2 separate regions of the Homo sapiens genome follow, and region 1 is linked to region 2. Evidence: chromatin contacts called from ENCODE POLR2A ChIA-PET data. All regions are on one chromosome and are shown on one strand. The core of a region is the stretch at or near the end of the contact, and the rest is flanking DNA. Distances in the headings are between cores, read along the strand shown.

The links. ChIA-PET counts read pairs that join two places held with the same protein, here RNA polymerase II (POLR2A).
Region 1: POLR2A ChIA-PET joins it to region 2 with 10 read pairs in OCI-LY7. The contact joins the promoter of DPH7 here to the enhancer-like site in region 2. POLR2A ChIA-PET finds 5 or more read pairs at or near these places in 3 of 52 experiments (OCI-LY7, activated CD8-positive, alpha-beta memory T cell and activated naive CD4-positive, alpha-beta T cell).

The regions. Positions count from the first base shown.
Region 1 is chr9:137,575,232-137,581,984 of GRCh38, reverse strand. It overlaps DPH7 (diphthamide biosynthesis 7), which reads left to right and starts at 3,060. Exons shown (of 9, transcript NM_138778.5): 1 at 3,060-3,360; 2 at 4,382-4,515; 3 at 5,818-5,905. The coding sequence starts at 3,208. RefSeq lists enhancers at 2,655-2,714, 1,809-2,780, 5,515-6,324, 6,254-6,548 and a silencer at 2,965-3,374.
Region 2 is chr9:136,815,753-136,822,576 of GRCh38, reverse strand. The region is part of intron 1 of RABL6 (RAB, member RAS oncogene family like 6); the gene reads right to left. Among named protein-coding and RNA genes, the nearest start is that of CCDC183-AS1, 10 kb to the right of the region's middle. RefSeq lists an enhancer at 1-286. Within about 2 kb of position 1,521, at least 2 of the 41 ENCODE cell types and tissues checked have a DNase peak (open chromatin) inside an H3K27ac peak, as active enhancers do.

The sequences.
Region 1 (6,753 bases), core at 1,811-4,310, 760 kb before region 2:
GGACCCTTGTTCCTGGTGGGCCCTTCTGAGGAGCGGGTGAGCTCAGACCTTCCTGAGTCCAGCAGGGAGTATGAGTGAGACTCTGTCCTTGTCTTGCGGCAGGAGTGGTGGGGTTGCTAAGTCAGCTGCCCGCTGTTTTATGGGGAGTAGGATGCTCTCGCCCCTGACATTGGTTAGTTCTTGCCTGATTTATGCATGAAGTGGCTGGGAGCTCAGCAGTGAGCTTCTGCCCAGAAGAATCCACAGGGCATGTTCAGCAGGCCTGCTGCAGATGGTGGAGGGGGCTGGCCAGCCAGGGTGAGGTGAGGGTCTCACTTCTCCGTCCGTCTGCAGGGCTGTGGTTTCCAGGATAGCCCTCCCTCTCCTTGGGGAGCCCCAGGTGTCTGGGGCTGGTCAGCATCTTGTACCCATAGAGCTGCCCCAGGGAAACATGCCAGGCTGTGTGGCTGGGATCCTGCCTGTCTCCAGGTGCGCCCAGCCAGAGGCCTTGCTTCTTGGGAGCTGGAAGCCTGGCCAGTCCGACTCTGACCTGTCTGGTCTGGTCCGGTCCGACCCTGTGTTGGTCCCACAGGTTGCTGCTACACTTTCCCTTCTTGAAGCTCCACTGCCATGTTCCAGGACACCCTGTGTGTTCTCATTGCTGCCCCTGGCTGGGCTGGCTTTTGTCTGTAAGCAAAACTTCCAGTACCTTTTCTGGCAGTACCCTGGGGGCTCCTGAAGAACAGGACTGCTGAAAATGGGTGATATCAACAAACTCCGCAGGATTTCCTGGAGCTTAGAGAACTGCATGTGCCCACATCAGGCCCTGAGAAGCCCCCTTAGCTGCTGCAAAGGTTGGGGACATTTTTTGCTGAGTAGGTGAAAGCTGCCAGGGAGGGGGACATATGTGTCCCTAGAGATGGCGGGTCAGCAGGTTGGGGTTTGGGGCAGTCTTCAGGCCTGGAGCCCCGAGTGCCCTCAGGCAGCCTGCTTTCAGATAGAGTCTGAGGATGAGCACGGAGTGCAGGGGTCCCCTTTACCTGCATCCAGGGGTGTGGCCATGTTGCCCCTGACCAGCAGGGCTGCTTTGTTTGGCAGTCATTCATCAGAAAAGTGCACTGAAAGAAGCGCCCAGGGCCTCCCACCTGTGAGACACCACGCTGGGGAAGGGGGCGGTGCAGGTTCTAGGTTTGCATGTGGCAGCTCCTCCAGGCCTCACCCCAGCAGGTGGCACCGTGAGGGTGGGACGGGCCCCACCACTGCTTCCCTCTCACCTGATACCCAATCCTCTGGTCATCTTTCCCGTTCCGTGGCCCCGACTTCTTGGTCTTCGTAGCCAGGTATCTAAGACGTCCTGTGAGGACATCCAGATGGCTGCAATGTGGGGCTGCTTCTAAAGCTTGTTTGGAGTGTGGTGTGTTGGGATGCGCACCTGGTCACTCTCCCTCCCCCGCAGAGGTGTGTGGTTGAGGCCCTTTTGGAATGCCCTGCTGCCTTCCTGGCCAGCCTTTTCTGCGCCTCTGTCTCTGTGGTGGTCTGAGCTGTTGGCTCTCTGCCATGTCTTTAGCCACAGCCCTGCTTGAAGCCCTGAGGCTGAATACCCAGGCACCCGTATATTTCAGTCAAGTCCGCCTTAGCTTCCTGGAGCTGCCGCAACAAAGCAGCGCGAGCTGTGCAGCCTGAAGCAGCGGGAATTCACAGTCTAGGCTCTGGAGGCCGGAGTCTCAGATGAAGGCGCAGGCAAGGGCCCTCAGGTGCGGACGCCTCCTCCCTGCCAGGTGCCTTGCCTGCCTCCCTGTGCTCTGCACAGCAATGGCCCTGCAAGTCTTCTGCATCAGCTTTCTCTTCTGCGGACTCCTGCTCCTCTGGGTCAGGGCCCACGCCTGCTGCTTCTGAGAGCCCCTGTTTGTTAAGGATGCTCTCTGAGGTGCTGGGGTCTTCAGTCCATTGTTTTTTGGGGGGCACAGTTCAACCTGTAACGGCCCAAGGGGTTCTTCCTGCCCGCTGCACACATTCAGACCGTGGATTGCAATAAAGAAAAAAAGTTTAGGGCCGGGCGCAGTGGCTCACACCTGTAACCCCAGCACTTTGGGAGGCCGAGGCGGGTGGATCACGAGGTCAGAAGATCGAGACCATCCTGGCTAACACGGTGAAACCCCGTCTCTACTAAAAATACAAAAAATTAGCTGGGCGTGGTGATGCGCGCCTGTAGTCCCAGCTACTGGGGAGGCTGAGGCAGGAGAATGGCTTAAACCCGGGAGGCGGAGCTTGCAGTGAACTGAGATCGCGCCACTGCACTCCAGCCTGGGTGACAGAGCAAGACTCCGTCTCAAAAAAAAAAAACAAAAAAATTAATAGACACGGGCCGGCCAGGCCACATGTGAGATGGAGTTCGTCCTCAGATCATCTTGTCCAAAGCTCCTAGGTTAGGGGTTTTTTCAAAGGCAGTTTTGGGGGAGGGGGGCGGCGGCCAGGCGACTGGTGCTGATAATCATAGGGGTCGGAGCCGTCCACCTGCTGAGCCGCTTCTGGGGGGTCCTGATGCAGCCACGGGTGTCAGACAAGCAAAGACCCTGGAAGGCGGTCTCTGAGGGGCAGCTCCGCCATGGCGGGTTCACAGGAGGCAGGCAGAGCGCGCCTGCGGCCTCGGGGTGCTGGGCTTAGTGGGGCGCGGGCTCCTCATCAGCTTTACGAAGGCGTTGATTCCGGGGCAAGGCCTGTCATGGAAACTGCAGCCTAAATGTTAAGTCAGCGCGGCCCGATGGCCAGGAGTAACCGGGAGGGCGCCACGGGGTGCGCTACCGCAGCTCGCTGTTGGGGTTTTTCTCAGTGATAGAAATTTTGCAGAGGCGGCTTCAAACCTACGGCTCTGTCACTAACTTGCCGTCTCCAAACCTGCTTTGTGGAGGAGCGGATTTCCCGAAGCCTTCGGTCTCTACGGCCCCGCAGGGAGCAGCGCGTCTGACGCCTGAAGCCCGCCGCGGTCAGCCGGCCGACAGGGGGCGTGGGAGCCTGGCTTCCCAGGGGCGTCCACGGAGGCCAAGGCCCTGCCGGATGTCCCGCCCCGGCACCCCGGAAGGAGTCGCGAGAGAGGCGGCCCGCGCTGACGGTGTCCCTGGGGCTCTGCGCTCGTCCGGCCGGCCCCGGCCTCGCCGCCCCGCGCAGTACCCAGCCCGGCCCCGCCGACCCGCCTCTACTGCCGGCTCCGCGCCCTTCCCCGAGGGCTGGATGATGGGCTGTTTCGCCCTGCAAACGGTGGACACCGAGCTGACCGCGGACTCGGTGGAGTGGTGCCCGCTGCAAGGCTGCAGGCACCTGCTGGCGTGCGGGACCTACCAGCTGCGGCGGCCGGAGGACCGGCCTGCCGGCCCCCAGAACAAGGTGCGCGCGCCGCGGCTTCGGGAGGGGAGGGCGGGGCCGGCCACGAGGTTGAGGCCGAAAGGCGCACCGAATCGCCCAGGAGATGAAGAGGGGATATTGGCCCTTTGGCCAGGAGGTAGGCTGGAAACAGTTTAGAATCTTTTTAAAAAAATTGTTCTCGGCCGGGCGCAGTGGCTCACGCCTGTAATCCCAGCACTTTGGGAGGCCGAGGCGGACGGATCACGAGGTCAGGAGATCGAGACCATCCTGGCTAACATGGTGAAACCCCGTCTCTACTAAAAAAATACAAAACAATTAGCCGGGCGTGGTGGCGGCGCCTGTAGTCCCAGCCACTCGGGAGGCTGAGGCAGGAGAATGGCGTGAACCCGGGAGGCAGAGCTTGCAGTGAGCCGAGATCGCACCACTGCATTCCAGCCTGGGCGATACAGCAAGACTACATCTCAAAAAAAAGAAATTACTTTTTTCTGAGACAAGGTCTTGCACTGTCACCCAGGCTGGAGTGCAGCCTCGGACTCCAGGGCTCAGGGCATCCTCCCGCCTCAACCCCCTGAGTAGCTGGCACCACAGGCACGAGCCACCGCCCCCGGCCAACTTTAAAATCTTGAGAGCAGAACGTCTTCTATATACAGGTGTGGCCCAAGGGAATGGGTGGAATGTACAGTAAAGAGAAAGTGGGAATTATATCTTAACTTCTGGTGGGTACATATTAGGATCCAAATTGGGCACTGGAACAACAGGCGTAAGTCAGGACTGTCCCAGGCAAACTGGGTTCTGTGGTTACCCTAGCCATAGCTGGTCCCTGTTGGCCGGTTTAGAAGGAGCCTTCTCTACTGGGTCCAGGAGTGTTCACCTACTCATTAATAGACGTTTCTCCAGCTCAGAAAACCAGAGGTTCTCCTTCCAGGCAGAATTCCACTCCTTTAGTCATGGCAAACCTTTGAGTTCCTTGGATCCCTTTTCCCATCCTTTGGGTTCCTTCGTGTCTTGGGATAATCAGAGACTACCTCTGCATTTTTTGTAGGGTGGAATGGAAGTTAAGGAGCCTCAGGTCCGTTTAGGCCGTCTCTTCCTGTACAGTTTCAATGACAACAACTCTATTCACCCTCTGGTCGAGGTCCAAAGAAAAGATACTTCTGCAATCCTGGACATGAAATGGTATAACTGTGATAATCCCACTGGGTGTAGAATTTGTCATGAGTAGCAATCAGGGAAGCCTGATGCCTGATGCCTTCAACAAGACAGGCATTGCATCTCAACTTTGGATTTGTTTCTTTGCTGTCCCGCCTATCTTCCACCTGGGGAGTGCTTTACCTGGGGCTTATTTCCTTTGTCATGTTCCAGCCGGGGAAGTGATGGGAGTTTTCTGACTTCATAACCTGGGGCGTCTTTTGTTTGAGAACACAGTTGTAGGCTCTAGCCCACTTTTGGAGCTGAGATTTAAATGCAGTGGTGTGTGGCATAATTATGTTTTGGTCAACAATGGAGCACGTATACCATGGTGGTGCCTTAACGTAATGGAGATGCCCTATACAGGTGTACCAGTTTTTATCCTTTTTAATTTTTTTTTTTTTGAGGCAGGGTTTTGTTCCGTTGCCCAGGCTGGAATGCAGTCACGTGATCATAGCTCACTGCAGCCTTGAACTCCTGGGCTCAAGCAATTCTCTGTCTCAGCCTCTCGAGTAGCTGAGACTTCAGACTTCAGGTAGATGCCACCATGCCTCTTTTTTTTTTTTTTGAGACGGAGTCTCGCTCTGTCGCCCGGGCTAGAGTGCAGTGGCGCGGTCTCGGCTCACTGCAAGCTCCGCCTCCTGAGTTCACGCCATTCTCCTGCGTCAGCCTCCCTAAGAGCTCGGTCTACAGGCGCCCGCCACCACACCCGGCTTATTTTTTTGTATTTTTAGTAGAGACGTGGTTTCACCATGTTATTAGGATGGTCTTGATCTCCTGACCTCGTGATCCACCCGCCTCAGCCTCCCAACGTGCTGGGATTACAGGCGTGAGCCACGACGCCTGGCCTTACCACACCTCATTTTTGTTTGTTTGTTAGTTTGTAGAAACAGGGTCTTGCTATGTTGCTCAGGCTGGTTTCGAACTCCTTACCTCAAGTCATCCTCCTACCTCAGCTTCCCAAAGTGTTGGGGTTACAAGTGTGAGCCACCATGCCCGGCCACCTGTTTTTTATCCTTTATATTGTATTCTTACTGTATCTTTTCTATGTTTAGATATACAACCACTTCCTGTTGTGTCACACTTGCCTGCAGTAACATGCTGTAAGGTTTGTGGCATAGGAGCAGTGGGCCATACCATATAATCAAGGTGTGTAGTAGGATGTCCCAGCTGGGTTTGCGTGGACTGCAGCCCCGTTGTTAAGGGAAGCGTGACTGTGGTTACCGGGACGCACAGTGCACGCCTGTGCTCCGGGCACATTGGTGTGCTTATGGTGGGCCCTCTCCTCAGGTGTCACATCCCGGTGGCTGGACATGCCCTCTTGGGCTTGGCAGATGCCAGTGGATCCATACAACTGCTCCGCCTGGTGGAATCTGAGGTCAGTGACTTGCACTTGTTCTGTGGGGCAGAAGGGACCTGAATAGAGAGGGTTGGGGAGGAGGCTGTGCTGATACAGACATTTTTCTAAAACGATCTCTCTTCAATGGTGAGCTATATATAAACGTTCTAAGATAATGTGGAGTCTATTTTTAAGTTGTATTGCGTTCTACATCCAACTCCAAGAGGAAGTCACCTCATGTGTCACCAGCAGAAGGGCTGAAGTGACAGGATGTTCATTGACCTGTCAGTGGATCTGAAAGTTCTCTAAGGAGAGCCTGGGCAAGCATTCTTAGGTTGATGCTGGGGCCCAGAGTAGCAGTGAGCATCCTGTGTGAAGATGGCATTTCTCACTGATTATTGGAAAAGCACGTGAGTCCTGTGTGAATTTTTCCGAGTTTCTCACAGTGCTCTGGAGCCATGCATTAACAAAGTGACTTCATCTGATAGCTGTCGGGGAGGAGAACGGGGATGTCCCGTAGTGGGGTGATGTAAACAGCCTGAAACCACGCCCTCACTCCGATGCAGATGCTGCAGGCGGGGCTGGGCCAACCGAGGGCCTGTGTAGGAAAAGGCCTTGCTTAAGGCAGCTTAGAGCAGTTGCCCTGTCTTAGAAAGGAGGGAAAGAGCAGCCACAGGAAAGCTGTGGGCCCAAGGGAGGAGTGCATGAACCCAGGAAAGGGCTTTGGTACAGCAGCCTGCTGGGAGCAGGGATGGAGTTAAGCACTGGCCAGGCTGTTTAGGAAATGAAATTTATATAGATCTGCATAAAGAGCAACCACGTTCTCATGGCTGCTCGCGGCTTCTGAAGTGGAAACCAGAGGAGTTTCCCCATTGTCTCTGTCTCGG
Region 2 (6,824 bases), core at 272-2,771:
CCTGGCACCCGACTGGACTAAGAACACCCAGCCTGCGGAGGTGCTGGAAGAACAGGATCGAGAATGACCGAGAAGCTGTGCGGACGCAGCAGCCAGCACTGAGACAGCTGCCCTCGGACCTGGGCAGACCCCGAGAGCTTCTCACACAGGCCTTGGTGAACCCACCACAGGCACGGGGGAGAGAGAAGCCCTGGCCGTCCTCCACGTTTCCAGGAGGGGAGAGCCAGGGAAGCCAGGGAAGGGAGCCGGGTTGGTGGGGAGCAGAGGCAACCAAGGAGCAGGTCTGCAGGCTCCTCCCACTTCCCCAGGTCTCGGGCCTCCCGCCCGCTCCCCCATCTGTGTCAGGTCTGCAGCCTCCTCTCACTCCCGCAACGCCCCCCCCAGGTTTTCTGTCAGGGGGACCCCAAGCTCCCAACGCAGAGGGCGCCCGGCCTCGAAGCTCTGAGGGACCCTGGGCTGTCCCTGTGCCCCACCCGGCTCCTCTCTCCTGGCCCAGTCCCCTCCCTCTACCTCAAGGCACCTGTTCCCACAGTCATTTCTTCTCCCCTGAAGCTTGTTCATTTCCTCGCCCATCCTAGGTACCTCAACGCGCCAACTTTCAACGCCTCTGGTCATATCTCGGCGCCGGCCAGCGCTGCGGCAAAACCTCCAGAGGGGACCCAGGCGCCCTCACGGCCACGGTGGCGGCCGCACCGGCTGGGGGCAGCCAGGAGGCTCCGCGCTTCTCCCGGCCGAGCCCACCCCGCGGAAGGCTGGGCCCTCGTTCCCCTCCCTCTCCCGCGGAGAACTTGGAGAACAGAGGCCGCCTGCAGCGCCCTCCAGCCCGGCGGCCCGGCCTGTGGAGAGCACAGCAGCCCCAAGCGGAGCCGCAGGCGCTCAGCGCAGCCAGGAGGGAGCCAGGCCCCAGCGCGGCGGGAGGCCCGAGACGGGCCGCGGCGCCCTCCCTCCTCCGGCCCGAGGCAGGAACCCGGGCGCGGCCCACAGCTCTGGGCTCAGTCGGGCGGCCGCCGTCCCCCCCAGATGAGCAGCAGCCCGGGCTCGCAGAGACTGCCCGGGCCGCGCACGCATAGCCTCGCTGGGCCCGCGAGAGAACGGCGGCGCCATCCACGTCCGTCCCGCGGCCCCGAGGTCCACGGCCTGAGCGGCGGCCCTGCCTCCCCGCCCCGGCACCGCTCAGGCGGCCCACGCGCTGTGCTTCCCGGTGGTTTCCACATGCGGTGGTCCCGTCTCCGGGTCTTTCCCGGGAGTGGGGCGTTAGCAACGCGGAGAGCGCAGAGACGGTCACAGCGACCGCCCGTTTTCCCGCGGCCAGAACCAACGCGCTGACGTCCCTTGGTCCCCGCATCTCGGCTCCTCAACCCTACGGGACAGAACCCACTTCCTTCATTTTGTAAAAATGGCACATGCTCTTTGTAAGGAACTTAAACAAGGCAGACAAGCACAAGAACCAATGTTAACAAAGCCTCCCAATGCCACTGCCGGAAACCAGCCCTCATGAACGCGGGGAGCTCATTCCAGGCATCTGGCCAGTTTGGCTTCTGCAGAACGTCGGAGAGTTGGGGTCACACAGAATAATTTCTCTCACTCAGCGATACGCACTTAAGGCTCATGCAGGCCTCTCCACGGCTTGAGAACATCTTTTCAGGACTAAATAATGTTCCACCATCTGGATGCACGGAGTTGATCCATTCATCTACTGAAGGACGTCTTGGCCGCACTTTTCCTTGAATTTCCATTGATATTTTTCTCTTTTCGTAATATATATTATTCGGATACTGCAACACCCACACTCAGCCTCTGTTTATTTTTTTCATATCATTTACCAGCTGTCATTTTGCTGTGAGATTTTCCCTTTATTTTCTAAACCTTCCTTTGATTTTATTTTTGCTTTTTAAAAATTATTATTGGCCGGGCACGGTGGCTCACGCCTCTAATCCCAGCACTTTGGGAGGCCGAGGCGGGCGGATCACCTGAGCTCAGGAGTTCGAGACCAGCCTGGACAACATGGAGAAACCCCGTATCTACTAAAAATACAAAATTAGCCGGGTGTGGTGGTGGACACCTGTAATCCCAGCTACTCAGGAGGCTGAGGCAGGAGAATTGCTTAACCCCAGGAGGTGGAGGTTGCAGTGAGCCAAGATCACACCACTGCACTCCAGCCTGGGCAACAGAACAGAACCGTCTCAAAAAAAACAACAAAATTATTTTTACAAACAGGGTCTCACTGTCACCCAGGCTAGAGCCAGCACAGTGGCACCATCCTAGCTCACTGCAGCCTCAATCTCCTGGGCTCAAGTGATCCTCCCACCTTAGCCTCCCAAGTAGCTCAGACTACAGACATCTGCCAGCTAATTTTTTTTTTTTTTTTTTTTTTTTGGAAGATGGAGTCTCACTCTGCCGCACAGGCTGGAGTGCAGTGGTGTGATCTCAGCTAACTGCAACCTCCACCTACTGGATTCCAGTGATTCTCCCATCTCAGCCTCCCAAGTAGCTGGGACTACAGGCGCAAGCCGCCATGCCTAATTTTCTGTATTTTAGTAGAGACAGGGGTTCACCATTTTGCCCGGGCTGGTCTCAAACTCCTGAGCTCAGGCAATCCGCCCATCTTGGCCTCCTAAAGTGCTAGGATTACAGATGTGAGCCACCACCCCATGCCTAGTTTTTTTACTATTTTTTTCTTAGAGACAGGGTCTTGCTTTTTGCCCAAGCTGGTCTCGACCTCCTGGGCTCAAGCAATCCTCCTGCCTTGGCCTCCCAAAGTGCTGGGATTACAGGTATAAGCCACGGCACCAGTGAGGATGGTCCACTTTAATCAATGTTCCTTGAGCCTTCAGGTCCAGAGACTTTCTCTGAGCCTGCGGTAACCCTTCACATTTCTACCCGCTCTCTTTCATTTTGAAGTATATTCTGCATATGGCATCACTGTCGCTGTAGCACTAGGACTATAGCTAGAGCAGCTTTCTTATGGTTAATGTTTACCTAGTGTCTTGTTTCCAACTCCTAACTTTCAACCTTTCGACACCATTATGTTTTGGATGTGTCTCTTATACACCACATAGCCAAATTAAAGAAAAAAAAATTCCTCGAATCTCACATTCTTTCGAGCTGGTGAGTTCTGTTTACTGACAACTGCTGCTGCCATGTTATTTTATGATTTTTAGTTACAGCTCTGGTTCCCTTGCCCCTCCCCCAGCCTTCTATGCCTTTGATTAAAGCTGGACAAGGTGGTTTTCTTTTTTTTTTTTTTTTTTTCTTGAGACGGAGTCTCGTTCTGCTGCCCAGGCTGGAGTGCAGTGGCACCATCTCGGCTCACTGCAAGCTCCGCCTCCCGGGTTCACGCCATTCTCCTGCCTCAGCCTCCCGAGTAGCTGGGACTACAGGCGCCCGCCACCACGCCCGGCTAATTTTTTGTATTTTTATTAGAGACGGGGTTTCACCATGTTAGCCAGGATGGTCTCGATCTCCTGACCTCGTGATCCACTCGCCTTGGCCTCCCAAAGTGCTGGGATTACAGGCGTGAGCCACCGCGCCCGGCCTGGACAAGGTGGTTTTCAGAAAGTATTCTTTCTACCTGGTATTTATTTGGAAGATTTGCAACCTGTTTCTACACTTTGGGAACCCTTAAGTTTTCAACACTCACATCTGCTGCAGTGAAGTCTGAAGTTAACACTTCTTCTTAATAATAATATAGAGATCTGAACGCCTTGACTGTCCAGCTTCACCCTGGGCTGTGTTACTTCTGGTAGTTTCTTCTTTTATATACCCTATATAAATCATGATCACCACTGATTAACATAACCAACGCTTATTCCTTTTCTTTCCTTTTTTTTTTTTGATTAAGTCTCACTCTGTTGCCCAAGCTGGAATGCAATGATGCAGTCTTGGCTCACTGCAACCTCCACCTCCCGGGTTCAAGTGATTCTCCTGTCTCAGCCTCTCGAGTAGCTGAGACTACAGGTACGCACCACCATGCCTGGCTAATTTTTGTATTTTTTTTAGTAGAGATGGGGTCTCACTATGTTGGCCAGGCTGGTCGTGAACTCCTGACCTCGTGATCCACCCACCTTGGCCTCCCAAAGTGTTGGGATTACAGGTGTGAGCCACCGCACCTGACCCACCAACACTTATTTCATTTTCACCACATATTTACCAGTTTCTTTGCTTACCTTTGGTTTTTTTTTTTTTTTTTTTTTTTTTTTTTTTTTTTTTTTTTTGAGACAGAGTCTGGTTTTGTTGCCCAGGCTGGAGTGCAGTGGTGGGATCTCGGCTCACTGCAAGCTCCGTCTCCTGGGTTCACGCCATTCTCCTGCCTCAGCCTCCTAAGTAGCTGGGACTACAGGCGCCCGCCACCACGCCCGTCTAATTTTTTGTATTTTTAGTAGAGACGAGGTTTCACTGTGTTAGCCAGGATGGTCTTGATCTCCTGACCTCGTGATCTGCCCGCCTCGGCCTCCCAAAGTGCTGGGATTACAGGCGTGAGCCACTGTGCCCGTCATTTTTTTTTTTTTTTTTTTTGAGATGGAGTCTTGTTCTGTTGCCCAGGCTGGAGTGCAGCGGCGCGATCTCAGCTCATTCCAACTTGTGCCTCCCGGGTTCACACGATTCTTGTGCCTCGGCCTCCTGAGTAGCTGGGATTACAGGCGCCTGCCCTCATGCCCGGCTAATTTTTGTGTTTTCAGTAGAGACAGCGTTTCACCATGTTGGCCAGGCTGGACTCAAACTCCTGACCTCAAGTGATCCACCTGCCTCAGCCTCGCAAAGTGCTGGAATTAGAAGTGTGAGCCAGCACCCGGCCCCCTTTGCTTTTTGAAATCCACTCCTGTGTTTCGAGCTCAACTCCACCTCTCTGAAGAATAACCTTCAGTATTTATTTCTAAAAGAGCCTTTGCACAGTGAGCCTCAAGCTTCGGCAGAAGTGGAGCCAGTCACACGGCTCTCAAGTGCTCATCAGACAGAGACCTCAGCCCACGTCGGCCTCCCCTCAGCCCACGTCGGCCTCCCCACAGCCCACGTCGGCCTCCCCTCAGCCCACGTCGGCCTCCCCACAGCCCACGTCGGCCTCCCCTCAGCCCACGTCGGCCTCCCCTCAGCCACAGGTTTGCTGCGAGCTGGTCACCAGTCCACTGCATGCTCCTCTCAGGGAAGTCTTTTTGTTCTGGTTGCATCTAAGATGTTTACTTTTTAATGTTTTGAAAATTTCCAATGATGTATCTAGCTGTGGATGTTTTTAAACTCTGGACTTCTTGGAGTTTCCTGTATTTCATGAACTCTGGAAAGTCCTCAGTCTTCCCTTTCTCCTTTCTTGCTCTCTTCTCCTTCTGGAACTTGTACTGGACATGGGCTGGCATCGCCTCCTCCCTGGGCCGCACATCTCTTCCCAACACTGCTCCTCTCTTCAGCTGAGTTAGTGCTGCTTCTCGTGCTGCTTCTCCTGCTGCTGACTGATTTAACGTTAATGACTATGTTTTTCATTTCTAGAGGTTTTCATTCTGTTTCTTTTTCAAACATAAACTGTCTGCTCATGGTTTTTTGTATTTATAATTGACATAATAATTGCACATATCATGGGCATACAGTCTTGACTAGTCTTAAGATTGCTTCCTTTTACATCTTTATCAATTTTAACATACATTTGTTTTCTATTATCTTCACATTTTGAGAATGAAGAGTCTTATTTTCTCTCCCTTGAAATGAAATTTACTCCTTTTAAAAGCTAATTACCCATATACACACCTACTATATGGCCACAAACTCTTTTTTAAAAAAGCTAATTACAAGAAATCCTGTAACATCAGAAATAAGGCAAGTAAAATAATCTGATTTAATTATTTTAAAAAATTACCCCCCCCCCCTTTTTTTTGAGACAGAGTCTCACTCTGTCACCCAGGCTGGAGTGCAGTGGCGCGATCTCGACCCACTGCAACCTCCACCTCCCAGGCTCAAGCAATTCTCCTGCCTCCGCCTCCTGAGTAGCTGGGATTACAGGCATGTGCCCATCACACCCAGCTAATTTTTGTTATTTTTAGTAGAGACAGGGTTTTGCCATGTTGGCCAGGCTGGTCTCAAACTCCTGACCTCAAGTGATCCACCAACCTCGGCCTCCCAAAGTGCTGGGATTACAGGAGTGAGGCACCATGCCCAACTTAACCTCTACTTTTAAGTTAAAAAGTTAGGCTGGTCGCAGTGGCTCTCTCCTGTAATGCCAGCACTTTGGGAGGCCAAGGCAGATGGATCGCTTGGGCCCAGGAGTTTGAGACCAGCCTGGGCAACATGGTGAAACACTGTCTCTACAAAAATTACAAAACTCAGCCAGGCATGGTGGCGTGCACCTGTAGTCCCAGCTACTCAGGAGGCTGAGGTGGGAAGATTGCTTGAGCCAGGGAGGTGAAGGCTGCAGTGAGTCAAGATTGCGCCACTGCACTCCAGTTCAGGCGAAAGAGCAAGACCCTAAATAAATAAAATCAATTTCAGAATCTTTTTTTTCTCCTGCTGGTCCCTTGATCTTGGGTTTTCTTTTTTTCTGCTTAACTTCAGAATCTTAAATGTTGGCTGCAATAAGCTAAGTGATTCTCCTGGAAAACCTTTAGGATTCATCCAAGAAACGCTAAGAAGCCCTGTACTTACCTGTACTTAACCTCATGGTAAACCTGCTCTTTTACTAAACGGGATGTGAACACGACCTCTGTTCTAAGCTTGTTTTAGAAGATACAATGCAGAAAACACAGAGCTCTATTTGAGGCCCTGAGCCTTTCTTACCCTGATTCAATTTAACTCCTTCACATTCCTGCAGCTTTCCTGCAAAATATGGAATAATTTTCTTACAT